3 separate regions of the Homo sapiens genome follow, and all the other regions are linked to region 1. Evidence: chromatin contacts called from ENCODE Hi-C data. All regions are on one chromosome and are shown on one strand. Each heading gives the region's core, a stretch centred on a gene start or an enhancer-like site at or near the end of the contact. The rest is flanking DNA. Distances are from core to core; before and after follow the strand shown.

What was found. Hi-C counts contacts between places; a loop is a spot of excess contacts on that map. Pooled maps may share reads with other maps.
Region 2: a map of GM12878 shows a loop between it and region 1 (2.3-fold over the local background). The contact joins two enhancer-like sites. A Hi-C loop is called at or near these places in 1 of 168 maps with a recorded cell type or tissue (GM12878), 6 of 37 single-sample maps with no recorded cell type and 2 of 50 pooled maps.
Region 3: a pooled map shows a loop between it and region 1 (17-fold over the local background). The contact joins two enhancer-like sites. A Hi-C loop is called at or near these places in 7 of 37 single-sample maps with no recorded cell type and 11 of 50 pooled maps.

The regions. Positions count from the first base shown.
Region 1 is chr2:181,104,886-181,108,979 of GRCh38, reverse strand. No RefSeq gene overlaps it. Among named protein-coding and RNA genes, the nearest start is that of LINC01934, 17 kb to the left of the region's middle. RefSeq lists an enhancer at 1,504-2,005. Within about 2 kb of position 1,984, at least 5 of the 41 ENCODE cell types and tissues checked have a DNase peak (open chromatin) inside an H3K27ac peak, as active enhancers do.
Region 2 is chr2:181,989,313-181,993,406 of GRCh38, reverse strand. All of the region lies in intron 2 of PPP1R1C (protein phosphatase 1 regulatory inhibitor subunit 1C), which reads right to left. Among named protein-coding and RNA genes, the nearest start is that of PPP1R1C, 5.5 kb to the right of the region's middle. Within about 2 kb of position 1,751, at least 2 of the 41 ENCODE cell types and tissues checked have a DNase peak (open chromatin) inside an H3K27ac peak, as active enhancers do.
Region 3 is chr2:181,789,706-181,793,799 of GRCh38, reverse strand. No RefSeq gene overlaps it. Among named protein-coding and RNA genes, the nearest start is that of ITPRID2, 100 kb to the left of the region's middle. RefSeq lists an enhancer at 1,878-3,077. Within about 2 kb of position 2,364, at least 9 of the 41 ENCODE cell types and tissues checked have a DNase peak (open chromatin) inside an H3K27ac peak, as active enhancers do.

The sequences.
Region 1 (4,094 bases), core at 735-3,234:
CTTGAGGTACCTAGAAGGTATGAATCATTTAACAAGGTGGCTGTACTTACAGACAGAAAGCTTCAAGTCCAGCATAGGCAGAGCTAGAGAGCAGAAATACTAAAATGAGTAACCAGGAAAAATGCATTTTGTAGACACAGACACACTCTAACGAGAAAATTACTTCAGTTAGTTAAAATGCCAAGCCAGTGGTTGATATGCTTGGGAATAAAACCAAGCATTATTGCATGGGTAGGCAGATGGTGCTTTTTTTTTCCTTAATTCAAAGCTTCATTTTTGTAAATAACAATGGAAATTGAACAACTGGCGAATATTAAGCTTTACAGACTATGTTAAGAGTTTTCAGAAGTGAATTTCCTCAACAATTTCTGCCTTTGGCATATTTAAATGTATACTGACTTGTGGTATTATTCATTCAATATTTCACATCTATGTGTTATCTTCACAACTGGGCTGTAGCCACCCAGAAATAGGGACTTTATTCATGCACATGGTGGGCACACAGTGATACCTGCTGAAAAAATAAAAAATTAGAAAAACTTGGATGACACACAACTCTAGTTTCTGGTATTGAGCAGAGACGAGCAAGGGTGGGCCTGGAAGTGAAATCTGAGGCATGTTACTTGAGTGAATTATCAGACTGGAGAAGAAAACTCCATGTACATTAGATATGAACTTCTTTCTTTCTTTTTTTTCCCATTATATTCTCAGAAGATGAACTAACGTAGAATTCTGGCAATGACTGGTTCTTTAAAAATAGCATATCATGTAAATAAATGAAAACTATAGTGCCCCTGAAGTTTTCAGAATCATTTCACCAAACATTGATTTTGCCACCAAATTACAAGTAAGCCAGATGCAAATAATTTATCAGTAGGAGCAATAAGAGAGATTATGTTATGACTATATTTTATTTGTCAGAAAAGTAACTAAGGTGTTGACTCTGAGATAGGGAATACACACACACACACACACACACACACACACATACATATATATATAGGTTTAGAAAACTATATGGTTCAAAATATGCCTATGATGCTCCTGATTCATATTTTAATGTATTAACTATTCCATAATTACTTAGAAAATTATGCTTCGATTCTGGTTAAAGATGGATTCTGCAAGAACATAGAAGCTTCTCATGCATACAGTATTTAAAATAGAATGAAATTAGCAATCTGTATCTTGAAATTATACATAACATTTAGCTTCATTTAAAATTAGAGTGCTAGAAGAAGCAGATTTCCATGGCATTTTCATTATGCAGAGAGGTAAACAGCAAATAAATAAGCCATACATGAATATGAAATTAACAGCATGATAATTGCTTTACTCCTAGAGTGTGTACAATATTAAATCCTCAAATAAACACTTACTTAACCTCATTCTCACGTGTGCCTATTGCTATCATCAAAAGCAGTATACCTAGAACTCAAACTAAGTCAAATTCCACGATGAGGTACAAAATCCTCAGAAATCATTGCCATGCCCTGGAAATTTCAGAGTGATTTCTTAGGAGTTCTAGTGCTGGTGGTATATTTGAAAACCAGTGAACACAAGAGAAAATTTAGAAATGAATTAAAAGAGTACATTTCACATATTATTATTATCTTGTTTATTCCATCATACTTAATTTCTTTGCTAATTCTTAAAAAGCTTCATCCAGATCATCCATATAGGCATTCCAGGGAAGTGCTTCCTTCCTGCTGAGACCACCTGCAAGCTCTCTCTCACTCTAACACAGACCCCTGCTGACTTGCTTTACAATATTTATGCAGGAAACTGTTAAACCTTATTTCTGTTGAATTGTTTCTTCTCTGCATAAGGCAGAAATGCTTTTCATAGTTTTCTTATGGCTCTTAACAACAACTAAAGCCTGTCTTGTGCTCTGGGCCCAGACTTGACCTAAATTTAACCCTAAGTAATGCTTTCTTCATCTTAGTCATAGCCTGAAAGTGACTCATTTATAAAGAGGCCACTGGTACAACTGGAGTTTTCCAGTAAGCAAGGGTTAAAAGGTCAGTAATAATGTTACTGCTACCCTTATGAGTATGCAACTGGTAGAGTTCAAAGTTATTTGGATATAACCTGACAAAAACATCTCATCATTTTCCACAGGGTACTTGAGAGTAAGATTCAGAAGGGATATATGGCTTGTGTACACATGAAACTGTCTTTCCTAGTCAGAGACATCAACCACTTCATTGGAAGCCAGCGACTAAAAAGTAAAATAAAATAAATTAAATTAAATTAAAATTAAAATTAAAATAAAACAATTATGAGATCCAAAGAAAGGAAAATCTTGTTGTCCCAAATAAGCACCTTTAAAAATAATTGTTTTACTGTTCTAGTGATGAAATTAGTATGTCTTTGTTGATCCACTTAAATTTGACTCAATGGGTAAATTTAAGCCTGAGGCTTTTATGCCATTATCAGAGGCTCTGTCAGTGAGTGCTTTAGCCTAATTACATTTGATGCAGCAAATCAACAAAACCACTGCTGGTATGACCTCTGCCAAGAGGACTAGCGAGCTAGACAAATGGAGCTTAAGATGTTATTAGTTGTTCTGTTGCAAAGTTCCTGATACATCCCGACAGGAGGCTGTTGCATGACTTGGGCATGCATCCTCCAGATGGCATTCTGCATTGGCTTGTGGCAAGGCTCACAGGGATACTGGCACATTTTCTCTGTCAAAATGAAAGTTTTCCAATTACAAGGAGATAATATGAGGAGATGCAAACTTAATCTCTTAAACAAAAGGTTGCAAGCTGTGTAATAGATATTTCAGGGGAGAGATTTCACTATAGTTCAATTGATTTAAACGTTGCAGATCACAAAATGTGCTATCTTTCCTAATAAAACCAAAGAATCAGCTGCAGTTGGTGCTATTTACTGGAACAGTGCTATAATGCTTTCATCATCTAAGAGATGCTTCTTTTAACAGTGTTCTTCCATGGAGTTGGAGTCTGTGCTCATTTTTTGTTTTTTTTCCTAATGTGTAAACAGGTACAAAGAAGCCATTTTGCTTTTAGTTAAACACCAAATGCCTTAAATGAAGTCTTCAAGTTTAATGTTAAAAGATACCAAATCATAGAATTTCATTAGGAAGACTACAAGTTAAATGGTAAGAAAGCCCTATTATCATCAAAACCTGTAAGACAACTTAGCTAAAATGCCAACAGTATTTTCTAACCCAGGGAATGCTAATAAAAATGGTATGTAGAACCCTCAATCCCTATGAGAATGAGGTGATATGCATCAACACTTATCCAAAAATAACTGACTCATCCAAGTAAATCAGTAAGTACCTTGTTGTAAGGTTACTTCTTAGAAAGATAGGGATTTTCAAGTTGACATAAAAATGCTAAGACAAAGCAGGGGAGCCCTCGTAGATCCGTTTCTACAAATCCAACAAGGACACTACATAAGTGTAGAACGTGTGCCAGCTCTGAGAAGAATGTTTTACAGGATAACTACAACCACACTCTTGTACTAAATGCATTAAACAGAATTTCAGCAGAGTTTAAGTGTTGAAATGATCATACAGTTCTAATGTAAGCAAAGATTCTTCAATATTGATACTGGATTACTTTCTTCTGTGGTTTAAAGAGAATTAACTGATCCAAAATTTCTAAGCACATATTCAGAATATTAAAAGAGAAAAGGTACATTTCCAAAAATTAAGGTAATTCATATACAGAAAAATATTTTTATCTCAAATTTCAAAACATTTAAAAAATATATTTTAGCCATTAAGATGAAGATCAATGTCACAAGGTTGTGCATAAACACTGAATTGCAGTCAATAAGGTAAAATCATAGTGGGCAGCTGCCTTTTGTCATTTCCATAGAAAGTAGCTAGGAAACTGTCATGTCTTTACTGAAAATTCAGTCAGCTAAATAAAGCAGGAGTATATATTCTAAGTAGTCTCAACTGCAACATTGTAAGATCTGTAAATCAGCCAGAAATATAAGCAAGGCCTTCGAATCTCTCCGAAAACTTAACAGATTCCTACCGAAGAGTTAACGTTTTCATGCAAGCAGCATTTTTAAAAAGCTTCAGCATCAACATAAAGTGGTCTATAACAGCT
Region 2 (4,094 bases), core at 502-3,001, 880 kb before region 1:
ACCTCAAGATCTGGGCCTGATAATGTCTTACTCATCTTTAAGAGTCCCCAGAAACTTCTCAGTATGGTCCCTGGAGCCCAATTTTCTCTTGACAACACAATCATTCATTTTGCAAAATAGAGGGTCTCCATGAAGAGAGATTTTGTGCATGTGATGCCTTAATACTGGAAATAAATTTCTACTTTCATTTTGTTGACCCTGAAAAACTTCCTGTTATTTTTGGATTAAAAAATAATCACCAGAAATTTCTGGAGCCCCCTTGCGTTTTGAACAATTCAATCTTAGTCCAGCATTATTTCCTAGCTATCATCCAGTGTCTCAGGAATCCAATCTAGAGGCTTCAAAATCTGTTTTTTTAACTTAGTTTCAGAATCCTGAAACGTATGCCTCATTTAGAAAGTAATATGCTACATACAGTATAAACTGTGGCTTCTTTTTCGTTTCTGGAAATGAATAGCCAAAGCAATTGCACATCTCAGTTCTCTCTAATGACCAGGCCTGCTATCAAATTTGAAAGGAGATAGTATTATATTTAGTATCATATATCTCTTATGTCTCCTATTAACTAACTTTTGGGAACCTGAGGCATGTGAGAACAACCTTTGTTTTTATTCTTGATTTCAAAGGATATTTGACACTAAAAGGGTCAAAGATAAAGTCGATTTCCCCAAAATTTGGCTGTGATAGGAAGTTCAATAAATATACTCAAAAAACTATTTTACCTTATGCTTCGGATTCCACTTTTTAGATGTACAGTGAGCTTTTAAATGACGTCAAAACTCCTGGGTACTTACCCAAATCTGCACTTATCTCCAGGCCTCATACAGCTCACTCATGTTTAGTAGGCGTCAGGTCCATTAAATATAACTGTAACCATATTGTCTCTGCTTAACGGTAAATGGAAAACAATGGATGCCACAAACTTTAATATTCAGAAGACCTGGTCTAGGCTGGCTTTTTACTGGAAGACTGTGTCCAGCTCTGGGCTTCAAAGGCAGAGCAATAGGGAGAATTCGGATAGAGTTTATTAAAGCCCTTAGGGAGATTGAGAATAAAAGAAAATAATCATTCATTCATATTTTTTAAAAGGTGAGAAAATGACTTTTTATTGCAGAGAACAAATGAAGTTATTTTAGAATAAAGTGGGGAATTTATATTTAAGTTTGGTATAAGAAATCATTTTCTAACATCTGAAATTATCAGAGCTGGAGTTGAAAAGCCCGGTTAATTATGGATTCTTCTCTGAGGTATATAAAATGGAGCGAGTCTCAGGGACTTGGGTTGGTTTATGTATGTCTGTCATGAAGATGTGTGGTTAAAGTAGGTATTTTCTGAAATTATTTTCCAACTCTAGATTTCAAACGCTGGTAGCCAAATATACAGTCTTTTCATAAGTCTACTTAAGACATTACTTGTTTTTAAGTAGACTTAAAATATCTATAGATGTGATGGAATAAATTACAGAAAGTATCTTTGCCATTTATTTCCCTACAGAGAGGATTTACACATAAGCAGCTCTCTAGATAAAAAAAAATATATAGGAACCAAACCAGTTCACTACAGATTATACAAAAGTAAAAGCAAACAGCACACAGTATAAGAATAGATAATAATGCTCTCCTGTGTAGCTTCAGAGAGCTTATCATAAAGAGGCCCTTAATCAGAAGAGGAACTGAAAATACAGAGAGGCAGTTTGCTACAAAGGTCACTCATGTTGGTAGCCCCAGAAAACATTTGAAAAAGACGAAATATAGGGAACTTTGGCGATTCCCTACTTCCCCTATCTCAGTTTTTCAGTATCTTTTTGCTGCCACCTGACTGTTGAGAGTTATTCCTAGGAGCAAATACATTGTTTCTGCTTTTTCTACCCTAAAGACACACCTCTGTTACTAAACTTTCCCTGACTCATGCCTTCAATTTAAAAATTTTAGTTTCATCTCCCACTATTTTGAGTTAAACTGATTTACTAACCCATGCCAGAGGGTGATATATCCTTAACAGATTAAGTATCTGTTTACATAGTGCTTCTACTGCTGAGAGTTCTAGGTTATTTGTCAGAAAGGGACTGATGGGACATTATGCTGCCCCTAGAATACAACTAATCAGGTGCCTATCTCATCTATGTGTTTAGACCAGCATAGATGAACTAGCAAACAAAAAATCTGAATATACATCTTGAAATATCTTTCTATTTTTCCTCTACAAAATATAAACAGAATATATATAATCATTCTTTCAAATACTCCTATAATTTACTCTTCCTGCAAACACTTCAAAAGGTTAAAAAAAAAAGCAAGCTATGTCTAATCCATTTAACAGTGATTGCAGTACACTGATCTTGTCATATGAATTGGAATGTTTTATTACTTATGTTTCTATAATGAAGAATTTAATTTTCTTTGCTTTATTAATTGACAATAAAGAAAGATTTGCAGGGTTTTGAATTTTAAACAGCATTAATGACAGGTGAGTCCAAGAACAGCCAATTATTCCCTGGCCAATTTCAGTGAATTGAAGAGATTTGTTTAGTTTTACCAGGATTTAAAGCTGCACCCAGCTTTTGTTTTTCAAACAACATATTGCTTTTGGGGGACAGGAGAAACAGTTGCTTAAAAATGGTCATTTAACACTTATGAGTGTTTTCGTTGTTACTCTTATTTGTTTTGTTGTTTGATAGAGAGTGTTCAAATAATGTGTGGAAAAGAAACTGTTGGATCGCGCAGAAATATTTAGAACAGATGAGATTATGAAGATTCTGTTTTTCTTGTTATATCTTTGTTCTTAAATATCACATGCAAATATTGTATTCCCGAACACATCAGTTAATGATACCTAATCTTTGTTGCACTTTGCAATTTTTAAGTCATGTTCATGGTAACTCTTTTGATCATTACTACAACCCTGTGAGGTTGAAAGAAAGAACACTATGATCCCTATTTTATAGATGAGAAAATAAAGCTTGGAGGCCGGGCGCTGTGGCTCAGGCCTGTAATCCCAGCCCTTAGGGAGGCCGAGGCGGGCGGATAGCGAGGTCAGGAGATCGAGACCATCCGGCTAACACGGTGAAACCCCGTCTCTACTAAAAAAAAAATACAAAAAAATTAGCCGGGCGTGGTGGCAGGAGCCTGTAGTCCCAGCTGCTCGGGAGGCTGAGGCAGGAGAATGGCGTGAACCCCGGAGGTGGAGCTTGCAGTGAGCTGAGATCGCGCCACTGCACTCAAGCCTGGGCGACAGAGGGTGACTGTCTCAAAAAAAAAAGAAAGAAAAGAAAGCTTGGAGATATCCCTTTCCCAAGATCACATCACATGGCTAGTTAAGACCAGTATCCAAGTTTGATTTGGTTTAGTGTTCTTTTTTTGCTGTTTGTTTCTTTGTTGTTGTTGTTGTTTTATCTTTAGAGTTATTTCCCCAGTAAGCTTGGTGCTAGATCATTTTTACTGGGAAAACTATAAGCTTTTAAGGGTTTTACTACAAAAATCCATCACTAGTCCAAAATCTCTAGTTGCCATGCACACTTATCCAAGTCCTATACACAGCCAAAAGCTGATTAATTCTTTGTAGACTATTCTAGTTTCCATAAAGGGGGAGGAAGATGCAGGCAGGTGATGTACTAAAATAAAGTAGTTCTCTGTGAGATGCTATTTGCATCTAATTTGTCTCCAGTGGTGCTTAAAAAACAAAGAGAAGTATGAGGTCAATTAGAGAAAAGGGACAATGCCATCTAGTAATTGGGAGATCTGACAAAAAAAAAGGTTTCTAGAGAAAAACTGAATCTTATTCCCAGGGATATTTAAGTACAATTCCTTAATCTACTAAGATAAGTGGTCCAGAAAATGGATTTACTTTGTTTGGATTTGCTTGTTTATAGGGCCTGAATGACTAGTCACATTATAAAGCCTTCACCATGTAGTGCAAACTGATATTTTCAAAGCCAGTGCCAGTGGAAATGTATGGGCTTCAGTATCAGAATTACCTGCATTTGTCTCTGGAATCCGTCACTTCTAGTGGAATAGCCACAAAAATCACTTCACCTCTCTGATACACACTTTCCTCATCCAAATGGCACATATTTGGCACTCAAGAGAATGTAGCTG
Region 3 (4,094 bases), core at 1,115-3,614, 680 kb before region 1:
TGTAACCTCTCTTTCCAAAAGTGAGATATCTGACATCTAATACTCATCATCCATTTATTTAATTGTTCAATTTTAGTATATGTGTATAATGGTATTAAAACTTTTATCCCTGTGGGAAACAACTTCATTAATGAGTATATAGTGCTTATGTATAATTTCTTTTGCCATCTTTTTTAGTCATACAGGCCTCACTCATTTCCAGTTACTTAGGTCAGTAACCTTCCCCTATAAAACCTACAGTGAGGTTGTTTCACACATTTGTAATACAGTTACAATCTTTGTCATGTTGGACATTTCATCTTGGGATTCTCCCAACCTCATAAATGATTTTTCTTTAATTTGTATACATTAAGCTCTCCTCTCTCTATTGTACATTTCTATGGATTTTGACAAATACATAGTGACACTTATCCACAGTTATACCATACAGAATAGCTTCATTGCTCTAAAACTTCTCCTGAGCCGCACTTGTTCTGTGCTCCCCTTCTCCCACACCAAACCTCTGGCAATCACTAATTGCTTCCATCTCTGTAGTTTTGTCTTTTCCAGAATGTCATATAATTGGAATCATACTGCATATAGCCTTTCAGACAGACTTCTTTGACATAGCAATATGCATTTAAAATTCATCCATGTCTTTTCATTCCTTGATGGCTCATTTCCTTTTTATTACTGAATAGTACTCCATTGTATGGATGTACCATAGTTTTTTTTTTTTTTTTTTCATTCATTCACCTGGTGAAGAACATCTTGGTTGCTTCCAGTTTGGGACAATTATGAATGAAGCTGCTCTAAACATTTGCATGGCGATTTGGGGGTAGACATAAGTTTTCAATTCAGTTGGGTAAACACCTAGAACAATTGCTAGATCATATGTTAGGACTATGTTTAGCTTCCTGCAAACTGCCAAACTGCTTTCCAAAATGGCTAGACTATTTTGCATTTCTGCCAGCAATCAATGAGAGTTCCTTTTTCCACATCCTCACCAGCAATTGATATTATCTGTTTTTGGAATTTTAGCCACTCTAATAGGTGTGTAGTATAATCTCATTGTTGTTTTAATTTTTAATTTCCCAGTGACAAATGATGTTGATCACCTTTTCATACACTTGTTTGCCATCTGTACATCTTCTTCGGTCTTCCAGTCCATTTAAAAGTACTTAGATAATTTATTGATTGTTAAAGCTATATTTCAAGTTTGTATCACTTTCTTATTAAATATCCTTTCCCAAGAAAAATTTCTAAAATTTGCCACAAATTTGGATTACATGGACAAAACCCTCCATACACTACCAGTTGTGACATTACTGGTAGAAGGAATCTATTTTAAATGAGTATCATGTATATTTAGCAAATTATTTTATTGGTAGTCTACCTATCATCTTAAATACTACTAGAAACTGCCTCTCTTCACATCCAAATATGAAGACAGTGCCCACTATACTTTAGCATACATTACCTAACAATGAAGAAGAGGACACACATATGCCTTAGTAATAACATTGTCTTGCTTTGTGTCCTTGAACAAGTCACTTTGCCATGAGAGGCCTCAGTTTCTTCATCTGTTGTATAATGAGGTGAGTGCAGACAACCTAGAATTCCTTTGACTTTTTTCATTTTATTTTTTACTCTTTTCTACAGTCTCAGTCACTGACCAGAGGCTCATTAACACAGGATTCTTTCCTTTGGCTACCTTTCCTCCTACCACGACCACACTAAATTTTCCTCGTTTAGTTGTTGGTACTCTTTCCAGACCACTCCTTAAGTTCAATATGTACTTTCTCTCACTTTTATTATCTAGAGATCAGTTTCACTTGTTAATATGCTGTGTTTTAATTTTTTCATATCACATCTAATTAGAACTTGTTTTGCTTGAGAGTAATTAAATTTTATGACAGCAAATTAAATACAAGTTGATGGCTTCATGGTTTATCTGAAAATCATCCCAGACTGCTTACTAGAACCTAAATTAAAGTTGTTTCCATCCTCCACTAGGACTCCTTCATGAACAGGATATGTTTCTTGATGAATTTCAGCTTTTGGACTACTCTTTTTTTTTTTTTCTAAAGGATAGATCTGAGAAGCCAAGAAATTGAGCCTGAAAAACAACCCGCCACCAAAGGGTCTTACTCAGGATATATTTGATAAACTCCTTTTTCCTTGTTGTTAAATGTATCCTGTTGCCTTGAAAGAAAGGAGTACGCCTACCTATACAGTGAGCAATTTTCTCTCCAGGGAGTACTTTACTCATTCAAGTTCACCATAGGTCAGGCTAAAAGCAGTCCTGGTATGATTTGTATTTCTCACCACAGTCATCCTTAACTGATTCAGGATGTATGACTAATTAGAAGAAATATACACAGCAGGCACAGTATATGACACACAGCAACCACCTGCATAGGTTGCCATTGTGTTTAAGTTGCACAGATGGCCCCGTGAGTCATTAACTTTTATAAAACGACTTTAAAATCAATGTACTGACAAAGAATGTATAGGACTGTGCATTCAAAAAGTTCAGGTAAGTGAAATGGTAGACAACTGGAAAGCAGTGTCTCCCCCTTACCAAGAATGATTTACAAATCTAAGGATTATATCTTTAAAACCAGAAAAACAAAACTATCTCTAACAGGCAACTCTTCTGTTTGTCTTTTTCAGTCTCACACAGAACTCAAAGCACAGGTCATAGTTCAGGGGCTTGAACGTGTTCACAGCTCCCCTGACTGCATTTGTCTTTTAGTTTGCGTATGATGTTTACCTGGCTGTGGCTGGCCAGACATATATTCCTGGCCTTGTCAGTATCTAAAATTCGATAAATGTTTATTACAGAATTGGAACAAAGAAGAGTAAAAGGGCTTTGAATAAGGGCTGAAGGGGTCTCATCTTTGAGTAACATCTGTGACTGATACCAAGGCATGCCCCAGCAAACAACTGAAAGCAGCTTCCTGTGGGGTGACGTGCTTATCTGATCTGCCCGCTCTGGGTGGGCCCTCAGACTTTAACAGCTAAGGTAGATCCGTATACTCTCGGGTGTAATAATACCTGGAAGGGTTTTAGGTTGGAACTTTATAAAGATGACAAATTTAAAACTAAGGAATAATCTGTATATGCAGATTACTTTAGAGTTAACCCACACATGAAATCAACCACAAGAAAGTCTTCAAGTGTATTACAAGTGCCCCTATCTACTAAGGAATTTGTTCTGTTGAAAAAATAAAATATTCTTTGGTGATTTGGGGGTCTAAATTTCTAAGTTGCCAATGGTTCTACATATTTTTCAGCTGTCCAGTTTCCATTGTTGCTGTTTTGTGGGTCCAAGTCGCTTTTTTCCTACAAAAAATAATAATAAAAGCTCACTTTTCTTAAGGACTTTCCACATTCGCAGAACTCTTCTAAATCCTTTATGTGTATTTTAGCTCATGTTATTTCCTTCTATCATGGACCTTATTACTATTTTTCAGGACATTCTCTATCTCTGAGTCCACAGATGCTCAGTGATAGACCTTAAAATCTGTCGTATCAGCTTCGAAAGTGCAGATAAGGCTTTCCTTCAGTGCTCTCTACTGAATGTGGGTGTGGAGTTAGTGACTGTCTGGGAATGACTGCTCTGTCTGTGTGGCTTTGAAATCTCTGTCTTTCTCTACCTGTGTCCCACTTGCTGATTGCAGGAGTGAACTTCTGGCATGTAACATCTAGAACAGGACGAAGTTGGAAAAGCTTTGTCCATTGCACATGAGCATGGATAACATGACTCTTTCTGTGAAAGATCAATAATAATAGTGCCACATGAGAAGAATCATGATTACTCTTGTAGGTAACTACAACAAAAATCTACTGTTGGCAATTAGTCATCTACTATTTTGGACCCATCACTTGTACAAGGTATATATGTACTGTCTGGTACCTAGTTTAGCTGCATTGATTCATTTTTCACTTCCCATCTCTTAAATATATTTTGCATAGATGGCATTCTGGATAACAAAGAGTTTCTATATGTCTCTTAGGGTAAATGACATTATTGGTGTACAGCTTATTCCATGTAGAAGGATTCTATACTTGACAATGGAGATCTCATTTTACAATCTGTGTATCTTCTT